Regions from separate parts of the Homo sapiens genome. Here region 2 is linked to region 1. A link is a contact called in ENCODE Hi-C or POLR2A ChIA-PET data. All regions are on one chromosome and are shown on one strand. Each heading gives the region's core, a stretch centred on a gene start or an enhancer-like site at or near the end of the contact. The rest is flanking DNA. Distances are from core to core; before and after follow the strand shown.

Region 1 (2,737 bases), core at 109-2,608:
AGGTCTGTTTTTCCAACTCTGATAAATATGTACAGGGACAGAAACAGATCAGTAGTTGCCAGGAGTCAAGCAGGATTGGGGAAAACAGATTGACTGCAAAGGGATACAAGAGAACGTTTTGGTGTGATGGGAATAATCTGTATCTTTACTGTCTATTACAGTACACACTGGACACATGTGGCTATTAAACACTTGAAATGTGACTAGTCTGAATTGAGATGTGCTGTAAGTATAAAAGACACATCAGACTTCAAAGATTTGAAAAAAATGTAAAATGTCAATAACTTTTATATTGATTACTAGTGAATATTTTTATATATTTGGTTAAATAAACCATATTATTAAATTTCACTTGTTTCTTTTTACTTTGTTAATGTGGCCACTAGAAATGTAAAGTTACATATGTGGTTTATTTCTACTGGACAATGTGGTTTATTGGACAATGCAGTTCTGTATCTTGATTGTGATACTGAATGCGTAACTCCTCAAATTATACACTAAAAAGGGCAAATTTTATTATATGTAAGGTATACCTTAATAAACCTAATTTTAAAATATGGGCTAGGAAATTAGAAATGTTACAAAATACAATTTAATGATACAAAAAGAATTATTATAATATTCATATTACGCTCATCCTCACTGTTATGTCTTTGCTCACTCACGTTATTCCCAGTGTCCGTCAAGTAAACTTATTCATCTCTTAAGAGCTGATTCAGTCAATCTCATGCATCATCCCCATTCCAGCTCTTCCCTGCTACTCTGATGTGTTTTCTCTAAATCCTTGCTGCACTGTGAGTCAGTCTGGTGCCTCCTTGATGACATGGAATTTCAGCATGTTGTGTCGGATAGCAGCCAAGAAAGTAGAAGGGACTCAGCGGCAGGGATTGCCTTCAAAGGGTGATAAGTTCAAAAGCTTAGATCCAGCTGAACTGGTTTTATAAGCGAAGCCTGACAGCCAACTGCAATGGCTCAACATCAAAATGTTTTCTATGTTTTTTATGTATGGTAGGTATGCTTCCTACCTGGAAGAAGTTACCTAAAGCCAGGAACGATGTCTCATTCTTCTTGGGCAGTTTTCCACAAGAATAACTAACCTAAGCTACACATGAAAGTCCACAATCCCTGGGATAGCCACTGCCACTTGACCTGGAGGTGTAAGACTATTATGATCTAATACCAACAACACCTCCTGCCTTAACTGAAACCTGGCTCTCCCAGTACTCCATATCCCCCTATGACACTCTATGGGGTACCCATTTGTTCTCTCACATCTCGTGGACCTCAGGATCTATAGATGTGCTGAGTGTTTTGTTCCCCAATGCTGCTTTTAGAACCAAACTCCCTCACTCACTTCAAAAAAAAAGTCACATTCTTTTAAAGAACATGAGTCTTTGCTGTTTCACTCTCTCTCTCTGCTCCCTGTCATGTCTAAGAAGCACATCACACATACCTCATTTTGTCAATATCTTTGACCTCTGGCTCACATCTTCCTCTTCACTGCAAGTCCTGCTATCAGTGTCCCAAAAGGACAACTCATCCAGCCCAAACATCAACTTCTAGTGGTTACATTCAGCAGCTAATCTTGGAGAGTATGGATACAATGAATTCATGTCCTACACCTTCTGTTCCTTAATTCCATCCTCTTTTTCTTCACCAGCCTATAGTATTCTAGAAATCCACTGAAAGAGGAAGGCTTTTGAAAGAATATGGAGAATGTTAAAAGCGATGGGCCTTTCTAGAAGCCTTCAAGAGGATTATATGTTTTCTCTTGTAATTTAAAGATGATTATCCAATCAATACATTTTAATGTGAGAATGTTGAACAACTATAGGCAAAGATAAAAATTTAAACGACACATAATTTCAACAGCTAGGGGAAATTTCTATTAGCATTTTCATGTATATCTCTTCCCAGACTTCTCCTTCTTAGTATCTAAATTCTTTTTCTTTTTAATAAAATGGCAACTTAGTGAATATACAATTTTGTAACCTGCTTTTTACATTTGCTGTAACATGAATATCATTCCAAATTAGTAAATACATTTTACATCATCGCTTTAATTTTATACTATAATTTATTTAACTAATACACAATTGTTGGCTACGTAGCACATTTACAGTGTTTTGGTATTATAAACAGAATAAAATGATCATCTTTATAGCTAGGTCTTTATGCACATTCTTAATTACCTTAAGATAAATTTCTATAAGTAGCCTTTCTGGGTTAAGGAATTTCTAATGTTAGGTACCTATTAATATCTAAGCATGTTTTGATAGAAACCTCTAAGATCTGTGAGTAACTACCTCCTTTTACACATTGTTAGACTATTTGACAGGATTCCCCTTCTGAGAGACAGAAGTAACTAAACTTCCATCAGGATTAGAACGAAGTTTTTTGTTTATTTATTTATTCTTAAAGCTGCCAGACTTTTATATTCATTCAACAAACATTTATTTAGGACCTGTTATGTGCTGGGCACCATGCCAGATGCTAAGGATAAGAAATGAGTTGACACAGTACAGTCCTCAGGCTGTCACAGTATCAGGTGTGAGATAAACACATTGAATGACGGACACAGTGTAATTCAATACACTTTTCTTGCCTGCATGGCACTACAGAGGAAGGTTGATAAAGGCTTCATCCTGTCTGAACTGTGATGTCTGAACCAAGTCTTGCAGGAAGTCTTCTGGTGGCTGAGATGGCGGCCGAGGTGATCAAGATGAGGAAGAACAGT
Region 2 (2,737 bases), core at 165-2,664, 37 kb after region 1:
TTCTACTCTGTTTTCCCACCCGCTCCACCATGCCCAACACACAAACACACACAAACTTACCATAACAGCCTATGGGTTGAATTAGACAGTCATTGTGTTAGGAAAATGGAAGCTTGTTCCGTCAAGCCTCCCTCTCAGTTCCTTCTTTCTAAAAGTGAATTTTTGAGGGCCTACTTTATTTTGTGGGAAGTGGGGTGGGAAACCTTTTTTTTTTTTTTGAGATGGAGTCTTGCACTTGTTGCCCAGGGTGGAGTGCGGTGGTGCAATCTCAGCTCACTGCAACCTCCACCTCCCAGGTTCAAGTGATTCTCCTACCTCAACCTCCTGAGTAGCTGGGATTACAGGTGCCCACCACCAGGCCTGGCTAATTTTTGTATTTTTAGTAGAGACAGGATTTCACCATGTTGGCCAGGCTAGTCTCAAAGTCCTGACCTCAGGTGATCTGTGCACCTCAGCCTCCCAAAGTGCTGGGATTACAGGCGTGAGCCACCAAGCCCAGTGGTAAATCTTAATATGGTCCCTGTTATCATGAATTTGTGAAAAGATAACTAAAATGCACTTATAGCAATTAAAGAAGGCTCTAGTTAGTGACTAATTGTGCCTCTGTACACCTTCAAGCCTGTGGACCAAGGGCAGTACTGAGTTACAGCTGCAAAGGCCAGAGCCTTTGTTTGCTTGGGGAAGGCTGGAGAGTTCCACACTTATTATACAAAGTTAGGGTAAGAATGACCATACGTTTCCATTTTCTCAGAACAGCCCATGTCTACTCATACTATTCCAGCATAATTATTAATAGTATCCCAGTTTGGATGATAAATTAAATGACCACCCTAGATACAGCTATTGGACATAGTCAGAATAAGGGCTGAAGTTGAACAACCAATGGCACTGGGTCATGCTCTGGGCATTTTTTTAGTATTAGATTTCTAGCATATACCCATGCTGAGTCCAGGTCTCAAGAAAATGTTTACGCTTCTGTGCATATAGGAATATTTGTGTTAACATTAAATCATGGTTAAAAGAAACAAATTCAAAGAAAACATACAGTGAAGTTATCATTAAAAATTTCTCAATGATAACTTTGTGGGTTTTGTTTTCATGTTTGTTTAACAATAGAAGAATGGAAAATAACATTGTCTGGCTGGCAGTTGGTGATATTTATTAATTGGATATTCTTTCTGGTACTTTTGCTGGTTTTCCCTGTCATGCTGGTCAAACACACCCTAGAAAAACATACAGGTTGGACTTATCATTGGAACACGCCTAATTTTCACTGTCAGTATGCTGCGCAGGATGGCCACAATAGTTTTGTGGCTAAATAACCAAAGTCAAGTCTGCAAATAACTTTGACCCAGATACTTAAGATTTCAGAAGACTGGAGACAAGATCTGGAGCTTAGCCAGCTGGCCCTAAAACAAGGAAGTTTTCCAGACTATGGGGCAAATGTAAGACTGCTACATTCCCAAACTGGTTCTGAGATGCCTGTTCATTACCATCAACAGAGAAGCCTGTAGTTAGTGTTTAGAAAGAAGGAGGTTTTATAACTGAGGCTCATATTGAAAAAGAAAATAAAAGACTAGAAACCTGTGGCCAGAATAATGTGAGTGAGTCAGAATAAAAGAAGGAATAAAGGGAGGGAAAGCCCAGATCCAAAATGAGGCCGATCATACATGGGGCTTAGATATGTCCAAAAATGAGAGGGCCCACCAGGAAATCTCCTTGATTGACGGGCAAGGCAGCTTGTCAGCAGTGAACTCATCCTGATGTTAGAGAGAGTCAGGCAGACAAACTCCATCCAGTTAACAAAAGCTGAGTTGTTGAAGGGGAGAGATGATTCTAAATAAAGCATTGTCTGTCACTCCAGAGATCCTTATTGAGCATCTGTGATGTGCCAGGCACTGTTCTAGGTGGAGGCATGAGACATACAGTGAACAAATGAACAAATAAGCACAAGATAAATTCAGATAATAAGTGCTATGAAGAAAATGAAGCAGAGTGATGTAATAACACCACAGGGGGGGAAGGGAGAGAATATTTCAGGCTGAGTCATTAGGTAAGGCCTCTCTAAGGAGATGTGATTCTGAAAGAAAAGATGGAGCCATACTGTGAGCAAGTTAACTAAAGACTGGAGAGCATCCATTGGTTTGACAGCATCAAGCTCATCGGAGACCTTCACAAAGGCAGTTTCAGTGGAACAGTGGTGTAGATGCCAAATAGGAGAGGGCTGATGAGGTGGGGATAAAGTGAATGTGGGGTAAGGAAGCAGAGACAGAGACTGCAGACAGCGGTCCACTTCAGATCTAAGCTACCCGGAAATTGAAAAGTATATGCAGCTGCAGGAGAGCTTTTAAGAGGGGCCAGCCTGGAACACTGCGGAATGCTAAGAGAAGAATCCCCACTGAGAGGGAGAGTTAGACATGCAGAAAAGTCCTTGCGAAAACAGTAGGGAGTCAGATCCAGAACACATGTAGAGGCTGGTCTTTGACAAGAAGAGGGACACTTCCTCTACATTAACAAGAAGCAAGGAAAGGAGGGAACTAATGCAGGGGTGGTTTTATGGACCTGTCAAGCTGGATCCCTATTAACTTCATTAGGGATGGTATCAGGTTCAAGAGGCTCAAGAAGAGACCCAGAGCGAGCAAACAAGACATAGGGTTTACTAAGGGGACTTAGATACAGAGTGGCCCAGTGGCAATGGGTTGGATGACAGAACTGCTACCACTTGCAAAAAACATGC

Evidence for each region. Hi-C counts contacts between places; a loop is a spot of excess contacts on that map. ChIA-PET counts read pairs that join two places held with the same protein, here RNA polymerase II (POLR2A). Pooled maps may share reads with other maps.
Region 2: a loop to region 1 is called in a map of PC-9, with 4 times the contacts of the local background. The contact joins two enhancer-like sites. A Hi-C loop is called at or near these places in 2 of 168 maps with a recorded cell type or tissue (PC-9 and heart right ventricle), 6 of 37 single-sample maps with no recorded cell type and 4 of 50 pooled maps. POLR2A ChIA-PET finds 5 or more read pairs at or near these places in 1 of 52 experiments (OCI-LY7).

Annotation. Positions count from the first base shown.
Region 1 is chr6:119,482,893-119,485,629 of GRCh38, reverse strand. The region is part of intron 1 of LOC285762 (a long non-coding RNA gene); the gene reads left to right. All of the region lies in intron 2 of LOC107986525 (a long non-coding RNA gene), which reads left to right. Among named protein-coding and RNA genes, the nearest start is that of MAN1A1, 130 kb to the right of the region's middle. Within about 2 kb of position 1,358, at least 2 of the 41 ENCODE cell types and tissues checked have a DNase peak (open chromatin) inside an H3K27ac peak, as active enhancers do; they include PC-9, where a contact is called at or near this core.
Region 2 is chr6:119,445,513-119,448,249 of GRCh38, reverse strand. No RefSeq gene overlaps it. Among named protein-coding and RNA genes, the nearest start is that of MAN1A1, 97 kb to the right of the region's middle. Within about 2 kb of position 1,414, at least 5 of the 41 ENCODE cell types and tissues checked have a DNase peak (open chromatin) inside an H3K27ac peak, as active enhancers do; they include PC-9, where a contact is called at or near this core.